2 separate regions of the Homo sapiens genome follow, and region 1 is linked to region 2. A link is a contact called in ENCODE Hi-C data. All regions are on one chromosome and are shown on one strand. Each heading gives the region's core, a stretch centred on a gene start or an enhancer-like site at or near the end of the contact. The rest is flanking DNA. Distances are from core to core; before and after follow the strand shown. Region 1 holds the start of ERG28 (ergosterol biosynthesis 28 homolog). Region 2 holds the start of DCAF4 (DDB1 and CUL4 associated factor 4).

Region 1 (7,377 bases), core at 2,857-5,356, 2.7 Mb before region 2:
ATTAGGTCAAACTATCTGCAATCGTCAGTATTTGACTGTTTCTGACCTACCAAAATGGCAGTTTCATATAGTTCAATCTAACATTTGTCAGGCCCAATCTGTAAACCCACTAATAAGAGAGACAGTAATGGAGTAAAAGAACAACCTTTAAAAAGGGAAAGACTGATACTTGCAGCAGAAGTTAAAAGTTTTATGAAATGGGTAAGAGGCAGCACACCGAAAGCAAAAAGTCAGAAGAAGGGAAAGTAACCAGAGGGAATTATCCATTTAATTATCCTGAACAAGAATGACCCAAATATACTTTCAAATCTCTATTAGTTTCTATGACCTAACAGTGATAAGAAACGTTTCCTCAAAGCTTTCTTAATGCTTCAACAATTTTTTTCAAATTACAAGTAATCTTGTATCTTACAAGAAGCCCACCATAAATTCAATATTAAAACCAGTAAAAATAATGCCTTACATTTGTATAGCACTTACAAAGTAATTTCACATACATTATGCTATTTGAGTCTAACCAGACCCCTACAAAATAGCCTGGGAGATATTATCTCTATTTTTCAGGTTACATAGCACACACATATCCAAAAGGACTCAGGGAGAATCTTAAAAATGAATTTTACCTTTAAACCAGATTCTCTCTTTACTCTGTGTCAAGCAATAATTAAAGGAGGCAAAAGAGCAAAGTGATCAAAATCCAGAAAAGCTAAGTCCAAATCTCAATGCATCACTTACTCTCTATGGGTCACTGAGGAAATTTCCTGATAAGACTGAGTTTAAAAAAGTGAAAATAATAACACCTTCAGATTTAAAAAGATATAAGATATAGATGAGATAAAGCCTTTATCGTCATCTGTAGTAGCTATATTTATCATTATCATTCTTTTTTTTTTTTTTGAGATGGAGGTTTGCTCTTGTTGCCCGGGCTGGAGTGCAATGGTGAGATCTCAGCTCACTGCAACCTCCACCTCCCAGGTTCAAGCCATTCTCCTGTCTCAGCCTCCCGAGTAGCTGAGATTACAGATACCCACCATCACGCCCAGCTAATTTCTGTTTTTTTAGTAGAGATGGGGTTTCACCATGTTGGCCAGGCTGGTCTTGAACTCCTGACCTCAGGTGATCCGCTCACCTCGGCTACCCAAAGTGCTGGGATTACAGGCATAAGCCAACACACCTAGCTATTATTCATTCTTATTGTGATGATCCAGTAATCATGAAATTGGACTCTTAACTAAAAGAACTCAGGAAAGCAGTGTGGGTCAATGGACACAACACAGGCTATAGAACTCTAATATCCTGCCTCAGAGTTACTATGGTAAGTTACCTGACCTCTCTATATTACCACCATTTTATCATTGTAAAGGCTTTTGAGAAAATTAGCAAACGTAACTAATGTTGTAGAGTTTGGACATGCTTTTCTTCAATACTTAAACATTTCAAAATCTTCTGTTGGGAGTTCTGAGCAAGAGTTCACCAAGAGCTACTACTTGCATTTTACAACATCTAGAGCTGATGTTCACTTATGGGCCCAGAAAGAGAGCCTTATCTCATTTCTCATAGCTGATAGGGACTGAGTAACAAGACCTTAAATGACATTATGGATAGAAGCTAAAACCAGAGTTAGATAATCCCCAAGGAATGACACTAGATAAAAGAGTACATAAGTAAAAGAGAAGAGTATATAGTAAAACAGTATATAAGAGTATATAAGTGAAAGAGTACAAAGCACAGGTTGAAAGCAGGCTTGCTATTACTTACTCTTGACTTATGACCTCCTCATCCTCTGAGGATGATGCTGTTTCCTCCAGGTCCCGGGCCATCACGATTGGCATTTCCTTTAGGGTTTGTCATGCAGTCAGCAGACGGGGGCCTCAGAGACCTTTCCTAGCAGATTCACTGGATCAAGCAATTTGGATGGCACAGATTCCTGCAAGAAATCAACTTGATTGGATCAATTGACCTGAAACACAATGCAGTTGTCTATTTATTGGTTATTGCTGATAATCTAAGTAATGAAAATGACTATATTCCTAAACAGTGCTCAACCTCTAGAAGTTTACTTTCCATAACATATGGAATGTGCCTCAATATGTGCCTCAATATGCCACAAAAATCAAGATTTTTTTCAAACATACAGTCTGTGCTCTATATATTTGAAGAGCTGTTACTAAGTTTGAGTTTCTCATTATTTACTAAATCGAATATGCACCAAAAGGATAGACTCCTCACTTTCACTCAGTTTGAGGCAGGTGACTGATTCCCTAAAACATATATTCCTTGCTAGACAAACCTGGCCTGGGTTAAAAATAAATAAATAAAAACTCAAGGTTTAAGACCCTTGCAGGCCGGGCAGGGTGGCTCACGCCTGTAATCCCAGTACTTTGGGAGGCCAAGGCGGGCGGATCACCTGAGGTCGGGAGTTCGAGACCAGCCTGACTAACATGGAGAAACCCCGTCTTTACTAAAAAAAAAAAAAAAAAATACAAAAAATTAGCCGGGTGTGCTGGCTCATGCCTGTAATCCCAGCTACTCGGGAGGCTGAGGGAGGAGAATCGCTTGAACCCGGGAGGCGGAGGTTGCGGTGAGCCAAGATCGCGCCATTGCACTCCAGCCTGGGCAACAAGAGTGAACTCCGTCTCAAAAAAAAAAAAACAACAAAAAACCCCTGCCAACATTTATTTAGACTCTATGACAAGCACGCTGACAAGATGCCATCATGTTTCCAGTAAAATAAATTCAACAATGAACCGAAAGATGAATATATTCTCTTGAATCAAAGGTCCATATAAATAGGTGGGGGAGGGGAGGAATGCCCTTCCACTCTTAAAAATTATTCTTCCTAAAAATCACAAAGTTTGGTACGACTCTCAAATAGACGATGAAATTAGGAAATTTCCAACACTGCATTTCTAACTTAAAATATTTTTTCTAAAGTAAAAAAGTACATGTTCGTTGTGTGTGTCAGAAGAAGAAATAGGAACTACAAATAAAAGAAACATGTTTAAATGACCATAATCCCAAATTACTCAGCGATAATTACTTGCTGTCAATCCTTCTTAACTTTTCCATGCATTCATAAATACGATGAGACTGTAAATAAGACAAAAAAAAAACAGACCCCGATAATGATCAAAGATCTTCGGCGCAATAGGCAATGTCTAACAACTTCAATGGCTTTCTTCAGGGGATTCTCAACGGGATTTCTTGATCTTTCCCAAAATGCTGGGAAGCCCTTTAAGTTTAAACAAACAAAACCTCCAAACGGGAAGGGATGCCAACCTCTCCTAGGCTGCCTGCAGAGCGGGGAGAAACAGGTCTATCGGAAGAAGAGTAGAGATACTCACCTAAGGAGACTCCTCTCCCGAAAGGAATCTGCTTCTCAGCCCCACCCCCAGCTCACCCCAATCCCACGTAGGTCCGCAGATGCTCCCCCCGGGAAGGACGGGACGACCCCGCAGCCGCGATTCAACGCGGCGCGCCCGGAAGCCAACAGCTACTCCCGGGCTCTGAGCGGGAAGTCCTGCTGCAGGCGCCAGCCCGGACCCGGGAATGCTCCTCCCTAGGGTAGGGAAGCGCGCGGGCGCAGGCGTTTACCTGTCTCATCTTCCCATGGTTCGGGGCGAGCAGGCGTGGACCGCGCTCTGCGCCTACCTCCCTCCTCCTTCCCCAGGAAGGCTCAGGGCAGCCGCCGACGGCTGCTTCCCCGGTTACTACAACAACCAACAAGCAACCGCCCGCTCGGAGCCACTGCGCAGGCGCTCATAACGCTCAGCTGCGGACGCGGGCGAATGTCGTCACCGCCGCGCAGCGCGGGCGCAGAGCCCTGCCCTCAGCTGAAGGGAGTCTTCTTTTTTTTTTTTTTTTCCGCTGTTTTTTTCTCCGCCCCTAAGAGGTTGACTCCAAACCCGGAGTTCCGCTAGGTCCAACAGGAGGGCTTACGGCGTGAGCGGCGTACCTGGGGAGAGGCTTAGGCAGCGGCAACCGCTGATTGGCAGTAAAGGGGTTCACTCCCCATCTCCTGCTCGGGCGAAACCGGGACAGCCAATCAGAGAGAGTACTGACGGAAACGGCCCAATCCTGGAGCAGGGCTGAGGGAGGGGGCGGGGACAAATGGCTCAGGTGGACTCCGGGCTGGAGCTGTCCTGGGGGAGCTTGTTTGCGGCAGCGGCTGCTGCTGCCACTGCTGTGCTGGGGGCCCGGTCGCCAGGTAAGGAGAATATGGGGGAGAAGAGGGATGTAGGTGTCTGTGTTGCTTCTGATTGAGAGGATCCGGAGAGTCTGGAAAAATGGAGGTGGGATGGAAGGAAGATAACTGGAAGGCAACCTTTTGGGGGGAAAAGGTTTCGAGAGGCGATGACAAGGGGGAGCTAGGAAGATGGAGAAGGCTTGGTGAATTCAAGGAACGAAGGAATGGATGAGCGAATGAGCAGCCACTATGAGCCTAGCACTGTACAAAGAGCCTTCACTTTTTGTCATATAATTCTTACAATAGCCCTTCGGGTTGATATTTCTATCTCCATTTTGCAGATGAGGAAACCGAGACTGAAAAGTGTAAATGACTTACCCAGGGTCACACAGCTACTAAGTGGTAGGGCCAGGATAAGAATCCCTTTCTCCTGATTAAGTTTTAACAGCACACCTATGCTGGGCTGGGCTTGGCTGGGCTGGGCCAGGGCCAGGACAAAATTTGGAAATAGATGTTGTATACACTCTAAGAGGCCCTTAAGCTTTAGGGAAATTAGGTTGAGAAATTGGCAGAGCAATTCAGAAGTGCTCAGGCTCTGTCCTCATCAGCTATCTGTTGGGATTTCTAACAGATAACACTTCTGTGAAATGGAAGGCATACTTGTGCAGAAAAGTGGAGAGGTGCATCCATGCAGCTTTTCTAAACCCCGGAGGAGTCTCCTCTTGAGAGAGAGTGAGAAAATAAAGAGGATGGGTGGATCTTGGCCCAAATGATAATGGCCTGTGATGTCCAGTAGACCCTCAGTCTCTCTGATCTTCGACAGAGACCACCTTTGTGATCCAGCTCTCCCTGAAGGGCTCATCAATTCACCCTTCCTTCTCTAGATCTCTTTATTGCTTGTTTGGGGCGGGGAGTTGGCGGGGGGGGGCGGCGGTGTTTCACACTGTCTTGGGCCATTGCTGACTTTAATATCTGTCCCACTGGGTAGCAGAGAACAATACCGAAACTTGTATTGCCAAAGTGACAAAGAAAGCCTGTTAGTTTATTACCACTTCAGGCCCAAGAGGTTAACCTGACAACAGATAAACCGTGGACCAAGAAAATAATAATGAGGATGGGAAAAAGTCATTCCATTATTAGATTATTTATCTATTTTGGTTTTATTTAAATCAGACTAACTGAAATTACTACTCAACAAGAGTTGAACTAAGCCTTAAAAAAAAAAAAAAAAAGGCTGGGTGCTGTAGCTCACACCTGTAATCCCAGCATTTGGGAGGCGAGGCCAAGGTGAGTGGATCAGTTGAGCCCAAGTGGAGAGGTTGAGGTAGGAGGATCACTTAAGCCTTTGATTTCAAGGCTGCAATGAGCCATGACTATGCCACTGCATTCCAGCCTGTGTGACAGAGCAAGACCCTGTCTCAAAAAAATAAATAAATAAATAATAAATTAAAAAACAAAAAGTATGTAATCTAATTGTATTTTCCATACAACTTGAAGACAAAAGTGGATATGGTATGCTTTTCTTTCTCAAAAAATGGGAACTTCATTAAAATAGTCTCAAACAATGAGGTAGCACTGCAGCAGTCCAGCAGACCATGATTCTTATCTCAGCTCTGCCAACTTTGCTGTGTGACCTTAAGAAACTTGTTTAACCTCTCTGTTCCAACCCTCATCTGTAAGATGGAAATATTAATAGTGCCTGCTTACCTCATTGTAAAGATTAAATGGTAATATATGTTAGGTGCTTGGCACAGTTCACGGTGTAAGTGCTCAATGACTGAAACCTATTATTTTCTTGCAACCCAACACCAAGATTGCTGTTTCCTTCGCTATATAATTTTCTTACTAGTCCTAAACTCACACGTTAACTTAAACACACACAATTTATAAATTTGGAAAAAAGGAAAAGAGGCTTTATCTCTTGCAAAGGGTTACAGCCACCCAACAGGGAAGAGTGCCTCCCACCAAGACCAGAGACAGTTACTTTGAAGGAGAAGGGTTTGGGGTAGAGCTTCATGCTGAACAGGTTTGCTAAACATACACATTCGACAGGTTACAGGAGGAGCTGTGAATATTCCTGAAGGTTGTCCTGACACATGCATATTGAACAAACATATGTAACCACATATGAACCCTGTTCACTTTGGAGTGGAGACCTAACATTTAAGTCTATCACACCTAGGCTCTATACGTCAAAAAGTCTTTTCAGGACACCAAGACACTCAAGTGTGTGATCCTGCTAAACTGGCCAGGAGCAGTCCACGGTTGGTGGTCTTATCTGGAGAAAATTACTGAAATCAGTCTCTTGTCCAATCAAAGCTGTAGTTACAACTGGTGGAACAGGGGTCAGGTAGTCAGCCTCTGTGAGCTGGATGAGCTGCAATTGTTTTAATATTGCTTATCTCAAGGCCAGTGTTCATCTAGCTGCTGGAGAAAAAAAAAACCTTGTGGCAGAATATAACTTTTATTCTTTAAATGTAGGAGTGTGTAACTTAACCCTTGCCTGGCATGGCCTTAGGTCTTGTTTATAATTTGGTATCTTATTGCACAAAGAATCTGTTGTGTCATTCTTATGATCTCTATTTTAACTTTAATGCTGGTAAGTTGCTGTCTCTAAACCTGAAAACACAACGAATATAACAGGGCATGTCAGACCTCCCATCTTGTCATGGCCAGGAGCTCAGTTTTAGGATTTTTCTGGGGTCCCCTAGGCCAAGAGGGGCTCTGTTCAGTCCGTGATGGGCTTAGGATTTTATTTGGAGTTGACACACAGCAGTTTATTTTTAACTTTTAGATTGTTCTTCTAGTTTATGGAGCATGGTATACCTGAGAACCAGAGTCCAGAAAACCTAGGGATGTAAATAGTGACCTCACACCATAAGTCCTACTCAAATTTATAAAGTTCCATACACTTGGAAGAATCCGTCATCAATAGCCAGGCAGGTGTCTGTGAGTATAGTTATAATCGCCTTTGAGCTATTTGCATTACGAAGGAATGGCATGAAAACATGAAGGTATAGAAGTAAAGATAGAGGACTGATTCCAACCCAGAAAAAGGAGTTCTGATTTAGGGTAATATTTTGGAGAAATTGCTTAGACAAGGATAAGTACTGTGCCACTTATTGCAAAGTATACTGTTCATTCACCACTATTAGTGTGACTGAATTTCTTTTTTTGGCCTGCTTCATTCT
Region 2 (6,987 bases), core at 1-2,500:
AACAGGGATTCCACCTCTGTTGGTAGGACCCCCAGGCCTGGTTACCCACAGAACACCACCTCAGGCCGGGCGCGGTGGCTCACGCCTGTAATCCCAGCACTTTGGGAGGCCGAGGCGGGCGGATCACGAGGTCAGGAGATCGAGACCATCCTGGCTAACACGGTGAAACCCCGTCTCTACTAAAAATACAAAAAATTAGCCGGGCGAGGTGGTGGTCGCCTGTAGCCCCAGCTACGCGGGAAGCTGAGGCAGGAGAATGGCGTGAACCCCGGGGGCGGAGGCTGCAGTGAGTCGAGATCGTGCCACTGCACTCCAGCCTGGGCGACAGCGAGACTCCGCCTCAAAAAAAAAAAAAAAAAAAAAAAAAAAAGAACACCACCGCGACTCTAATTTCCATCGTTATTTAAAATCAGAGTTTGGGACTTTGGAATTGTTTCCTCTAGGAAGCCGTCCCCTCAGTTTTCTTTGCTTCTGGCTGCGCTGCTGGAGTCACAAGACAATGCCTGTAGAACACCATGGTGAAAGGCGTCATGGTTTCTGAAGCCCCCGGGGAGCCCACGAGGCGTGGCTTTCTCGCTAACTCACAACTCAGAGTGGAGGCGAGGGCCAAACCCAGGCCCCATCACTTGCTAGTTGTGCGCTACCCCGACGGACAACCAAACTGCACCCCTTTCTGCGTCTGACAAGGACATCATAGCGCTGGCAAATGTTAGCGCCTGTGAAGCCGGCAGCACAGAGCCGGCCACTTCGTAAGCTTCAACCACACCTAACCTGTTATGCTGACCTGAACATTCACAGGGGACACCGCCCCAAGGCCCGCAGCCCAGCCCCCGCCAGGTGTCGGGTGGGGCCTTCAGCAGCAGGTCTCAGAGAAGCGCTTAGAGAAACGCCCTCAGCGGCGACACTCGGGGTGCCCTCCCTGCGTGTTTACGGTTGCAGCACTGATCCGGCCGGAGGGCCCCACGCGCCCCAGAACGGGCGGAGCGCGCCGGCCCAGCTGCCACCTAGGCCCGGTGGCGCCGGCGTTCCACGTGCTCACTCCTCCCCGCCCCTCCCCGCCCCTTTCCCTGGCCTTCCTCGCCGCGCCTGTCTCCCACCCCGAGCTCTGCAGCGGGAGCGCGGCAGCCCTCGAATCGATGCCAGTAGGCACCCCAGGCAGCACAGTCTTACCTGTTCAGCGTGTCCCTTCCGGATTCCCCTCCGGCTCAGCTCTGCAGGAGTTGGAGCGAAGCGTGCAAGGACCCGGAAAGACCAAGGTGTAGCGTCAGCCAGTTAGGTGGATGCGTTTTGGTGTTGTAGCAGCCGATAGGGCTATAGCGGCCGTTCTTTCCTTCTCACTGGACGCGGCTTCTGTCTGTCGACGTCAATAGGGACGATCTCATGAAGAAGGCGGGGAGTGGGGCTTCGGCTCCTCCCAGGCCTGGCCTGTCTGGGGCGGATGCACGTGGAGGCTGGTCATGGAGCGCTTGGGGGTGGGGCCAGGCGCACGCGGGGGCGGGGCCGGGGGCTGCTCCCGGAGCAGCGGAACTGTCTGGAGACCCTTTCGTGAGAGACCGTGTCTTCCTCCCTCCGCAGGGTGATGCGGCCCTGGAGAAGTCCTCTCGCTGTAGTGGAAAGAGCGAAGGAGTCTGTGAGGCGAGGGACAGAAGTAACGTGATGTTACGACTGGCGGCGAAGTCTTCGGCAGTGGCCTCAGGCGGCCGAGGCCGCTGCCCTGGGTCTGCGTTCAGGGTGTAGCGTAGCGAGCCCTGACCGTGAAACCGGGGGGCCTCCGTGTTGGCTCCAGTACTGCTGCTTGCTGTGGGACCTAGGGCGAGTCTCTTCCCTTCTCTGTGCCTTGATTTCTTCTGTTGAGAGAAGGAATCGGATCTATCATTCTCATGTCCTCTCCAGCTTAGAGTTTGTTCAGACCACCAATATTTCTAGAATGACCTATGTGTGCTGTGCCTGTCCCAGGTATCAGCTGACGGTTATGAGATCTTATGAAAGGAAAACGGAAGCCTCTGATGGGCTTGTGTCCCGAAGAGACAGTTTGTGAGGACAGCTGGATTCACAGAGGCTAGGCTTGTTGGGGTCCAGCAGTAGGCCTGGTGTGTCATGCGGCTCCGTAACACAGGCCCCTGCCCGCGGCTTGGACCCGTTAGAAAGCAGGCGGTGGGGTTCACCCATTGCACGCCGTGCGAAGGCATTTCAGCTCTTAACCAGGAAGCTAGGATTTCAGGCTAAACTCCTGGCTCTCAGGAGTTTATAGATAAATGCAGTATGTGGAGCGGGGCCGGGTGATGAGGGAAATGAGAGAAGTGGGCATAGTCAGAATAAAGAACCGCTTCATGAAGCTTGAGCGGCCTTGAAGAGAAGGCAGAGAAAAATTCTAGCTGAACAAACAACGTGACTGGAGGCCGGTTCAAGCCGGCTGGATGGGAGGGGAGTCTTGGAAGGAAAACTCAGCAGGGTGGGTTGGGGCTTGGTGACGCAGCAATTGCCAGGGAAAGAGTAGTCAGGCCGGGTGCAGTGGCTCACGCCTGAAATCCCAGCACATTGGGAGGTTGAGGCGGGTGGATCACTTGAGGCTAGGAGTTCCAGACCAGCCTGGCCAACATGGCGAAACCCCCAACTCTACTAAAAATACAAAAAATTAGCCGGGCGTGGTGGCGGGCGCCTGTAATCCCAGCTACTCAGGAGGCTGAGGCAGGAGAATTGCTTGAACCCGGGAGGCGGGGGTTGCAGTGAGCCGAGATAGCGCCATTGCACTCCAGCCTGGGTGACAGAGTGAGACCCTGTCTCAAGAAAAAAAAAAGTAGACAATGGGAGGCTCTGAGGGTTCTAGAGTTGGGAAGTGACAGGACTAGAGCTGTGCTTCTGGGAAATCACCGTGTAGGGGGTTGGGGAGAAAAGATTGTGGAAGTCAGCTGGGAGACCCCTAAGGAACTTATTGCAGCAACAGTCCTTGTGAAAGGTAGTGAGGGCCAAACCAGGGTGGGGGTAGCCAGGATGGAAGGGGGGTACAGATGGGAGGCAGAATTCAGAGGGAGAATCGGCCAGACTTAACTCTCGGGGAGGAGTCAAGCTGGATTTTCCACTGAAGAGCCAGGGGACACTTGAGGAAGGTGGCAGGAGGAGTTGGCTTGGGCTTGCTGAGTCAATGAGTGGCTGGCAGCCGGCCAGCAGGCTCTGTTGAATGTCCACAGAGGGGACAGTGACGTGGGCATGAGATATACCTCGGGGACCTGCAACACACACAGATGAAAGATTAAAGAATGTTTGCAAATCAGTGAACAAATGAAGCTTGCTGGGCCTTGGGCAAGTCATGAGGCATTCCAACCTCAGTTTCTTCACAGATTAGAATGAGGATAAGACATCTACTGAGAAAGGTTGTAAGGAGTAAGCGCTGATGATGGAGTACCTCACCCAGGACTTGGTGCACAGCGCCCATTGGTTAAGCACCCGCGATTATAAAGGTAGCATGGTATCTAGATGGTGTATATTACCTTCAAAAGTAAAAATTATTTTTTCATTTCATCTCCAGAATTTGAAGCCAAGGCAAATGTTGTAATGAAAAGGAATGAATCTATAGAAAGAGGTTGGAAAATATCTGGCACATGGCAAAGACTAAAACAATATATATATATTTTTTGTCTGTTTTGAGATGGAGTCTCACTCTGTTGCCAGGCTGGAGTACAGTGGCGTGATCTCGGCTCACTGCAACCTCTGCCTCCCAGGTTCAAGCTATTCTCCTGCCTCAGCCTCCCAAGTAGCTGAGATTACAGGCGCCCTCCACCATGCCTGGCTAATTTTTTGTATTTTTAGTAGAGATGGGCTTTTGCCATGTTGGCCAGGCTGGTCTTGAAATCCTGACCTCAGGTGATCTGCCCGCCTTGGCCTCCCAAAGTGCTGGGATTACAGGCGTGAACCACTGCACCCGGCCTTCAAATACTAGATCTTATTCATTCTTTCAAACTATGTTTTTGTACCCATTAGCCATCCCCACATCCTCCCATCCCCCAAAATATAAAATTTAAATGTTAATTTAAACAAATCAACATTTGTTTAAATCAACTGCAGAAGTTGTCCTTTTAAAAAAAGAAAAAACAGGCTGGGCGTGGTGGGTCATGCCTGTAATCCCAGCACTTTGGGAGGGAGAGGTGGGTGGATCATGAGGTCAGGAGATCGAGACCATCCTGGCTAACATGGTGAAACCCCATCTCTACTAAAAATACAAAAAATTAGCCAGGCGTGGTGGCGGGCGCCTGTAGTCCCAGCTACTCGGGAGGCTGAGGCAGGAGAATGGCGTGAACCCAGGAGGCGGAGCTTTCAGTGAGCAGAGATCGTGCCACTGCACTTCAGCCTGGGCAACAGAGCAAGACTCCATCTCAAAAATAAAAAAAAAAAAAATAAAAAAACACTTTTTTTTCTTATAGAGATAGGGTCTTACTATATTGCCCAGCCTGGTCTCAAACTCCTGGGCTCAAGTGATCCTCCTGCCTCAGCCTCCTGAAGTATTGGAATTACAGGCGTGAACCACTGCACCCAGCAGGAGTTGGCTATTTTAAGAGGTGACTTGTACGTAAGTTGCCACAGGAACTAGGATGCCTGTCAAATCACATCATGGAGACTAATCCAAAATAAAATCAATGCAAGAGAAATGTAATTAAATTAACATGCCCATTGTGGGGTAACAGTCCATCCAGGGCCTAGAAAAAGGATCATTTTCATCAGAATTTCTCAGTGTTTTTTCAGTAGTATCCAAGTGAGTGTCTTGGTCACTGAAAATCTTAATCTTTTTTTTTTTTGAGATGGAGTTTTGCTCTTGTTGCCCAAGCTGGAGTGCAATGGCATGATCTTGGCTCACTGCAACCTTCGCCTCCTGAGTTCAAGTGATTCTCCTGCCTCAGCCTCCCGAGTAGCTGGGACTACAGGCATGTGCCACCACGCCCGGCTAATTTTGTGTTTTTAGTAGAGATGGGGTTTCTCCATGTTGGTCAGGCTGGTCTCGAACTCCCAAACTCAGGTGATCCGCCCGCCTCAGCCTCCCAAAGTGCTGGGATTACAAGCGTGAGCCACTGCATCTGGCTGGTCACTGAAAATCTTGATATAGAACAATTCCCTAGTTCATTTCCTTTTTTTTTTTTTTGAGATGGAGTCTTGCTCTGTTGCCCAGGCTGGAGTGCAATGGCGCCGTCTCGGCTCACTGCAACCTCTGCTTGCTGGGTTCAAGTAATTCTCCTGCCTCAGCCTCCCGAATAGCTGGGATTACAGGCTCCCGCCACCACGCCCAGCTAATTTTTGTATTTTTAGTACAGCCAGAGTTTCACCATGTTAGTCAGGCTGGTCTTGAACTCCTGACCTCAGGTGATCCACCCGCCTTGGCCTCCCAAAGTGCTGGAATTACAGGCGTGAACCATCGCGCCCTAGCCTCTAGTTCCTTTGCTAACCTAATGAAATACCCAACAAAATTCTCTACACCTCTTTGTATGATTACGTATTCACCAAACTGCTGATGACTGACTCCATTATCATGATTTTGGAAAAGAGGGAGCCGTGGGTAATGGGCAAGAATATTCTAGACATCAGGAAGTTACATGTCTCAATAATTAACTGATCATATTCGTATTCTGTGTACTTGGGTAGACAAGCAGTTTCCAAGGATCTGGTCCCAATAACTTAATACACAAAATGTTGAAACCCATAAATCTGGGGACAAGATTTTGCCTCTAAAATACTAGTCTTAGCTGGTTAGCAGCCTGACCAATATAACAGTTAATAATGCATAATAATCTAAGAAAACTTGAGAAGCAGAAAAGCACAAAGTGAAAAAATACCCAAATTACCTGTGATAAATCTATCCCTCCAAAAAAACCACTGTTAATATTTGGATGTGTTTTTTCTAAGCATGTGTTTGTTCTAACTGTTTATATCTTTCAGTTATTAATTCAACAAATATTTATTGAGCACTTGGAATGCCAGATCTGTTCTAGGTGCTGGGAATGTAAGTACATTTTAAGAAAATTGTTTTTGAAAACAATCACAAACTAATAGAAAACTTCCAACTACAGAATTTTTCTTTTTCTTTTCCTGAGGGTAACCACTGACTTGATGTGTCATCAGTCTGGAATACTTTTAGTTTGTATTTCTTACAGACATAGGCATTCTCCTATGTATCCAAAGCATAGCCATCAAAACTGAAAAATTGACATTGATATACCACTGTCACCTAATCTTCAGCTCCATTCAATTTAATTCAATTGAATTTAATCTCCATGTCATAGAAATTGGTATTTAGAAGCCAAGACCTGAATGCTAAGTGTGCTTATTGCTATTACGGTATCCCTGTTCCAAGGCACTCTTCATGGTTACAGTTGGGAACACACACTCACACACTCCCACACTCACTGTGACATCTATATTTATTTGTACATCTATCAGTTTACCCACCTATCTTGAAAACCATGAGTTTACACCAGTATCTCCAATTCCAATCCATCATATAGGGCTGATTCTAGTTTTCTCCCTTTCTGTATTTGTAGCTTCCTTCTCCAGCAGTGAGGTTCTCATTATTTTTATTTACTTGTTTGATCAATCCCTTTGTAGGTAGACATCTCCTCTCTCTGCCCCCACCCCCTACCCAATACAGATGTCCTTCTTCCCCACTCAGGCTCTGGGAACCTGTGCTGGGAAACCCTGTACCCTTTACGCACGAGGAAGCCTTCCCTAGTCTTCCTGGGCTCCAACATTCCATGTGTGGATACAATTTTGAATAAGACAGACAAATTCCTTCCTTTCAAAGAGCTTACATTCAAGTGGGGAGGGGGACAGATAAATAAAAATAAAAAGGCCAGGTGCGGTGGCTCATGCCTGTCATCCCAGCACTTTGGAAGGCCAAGGAAGGTGGATCACCTGAGGCTGGGAGTTCGAGACCAGCCTGACCAACATGGAGAAACTCCATCTCTACTAAAAATACAAAATTAGCTGGGTGTGGTGGCACATGCT

What was found. Hi-C counts contacts between places; a loop is a spot of excess contacts on that map. Pooled maps may share reads with other maps.
Region 1: a loop to region 2 is called in a map of B cell, with 19 times the contacts of the local background. The contact joins the promoter of ERG28 here to the promoter of DCAF4 in region 2. A Hi-C loop is called at or near these places in 3 of 168 maps with a recorded cell type or tissue (B cell, CD4-positive, alpha-beta T cell and naive thymus-derived CD4-positive, alpha-beta T cell) and 7 of 50 pooled maps.

What each region holds. Positions count from the first base shown.
Region 1 is chr14:75,657,605-75,664,981 of GRCh38, reverse strand. ERG28 (ergosterol biosynthesis 28 homolog) reads left to right here and starts at 4,106. Exons shown (of 5, transcript NM_007176.4): 1 at 4,106-4,207. TTLL5 (tubulin tyrosine ligase like 5) reads right to left here and starts at 3,736. Exons shown (of 32, transcript NM_015072.5): 1 at 3,595-3,736; 2 at 1,759-1,927. The coding sequence starts at 1,832. RefSeq lists an enhancer at 3,665-3,884 and a silencer at 3,995-4,044.
Region 2 is chr14:72,920,727-72,927,713 of GRCh38, reverse strand. DCAF4 (DDB1 and CUL4 associated factor 4) reads right to left here and starts at 1,250. Exons shown (of 14, transcript NM_015604.4): 1 at 1,171-1,250. RefSeq lists enhancers at 1-540, 1,212-1,481, 1,772-1,871, 2,272-3,138 and a silencer at 982-1,041.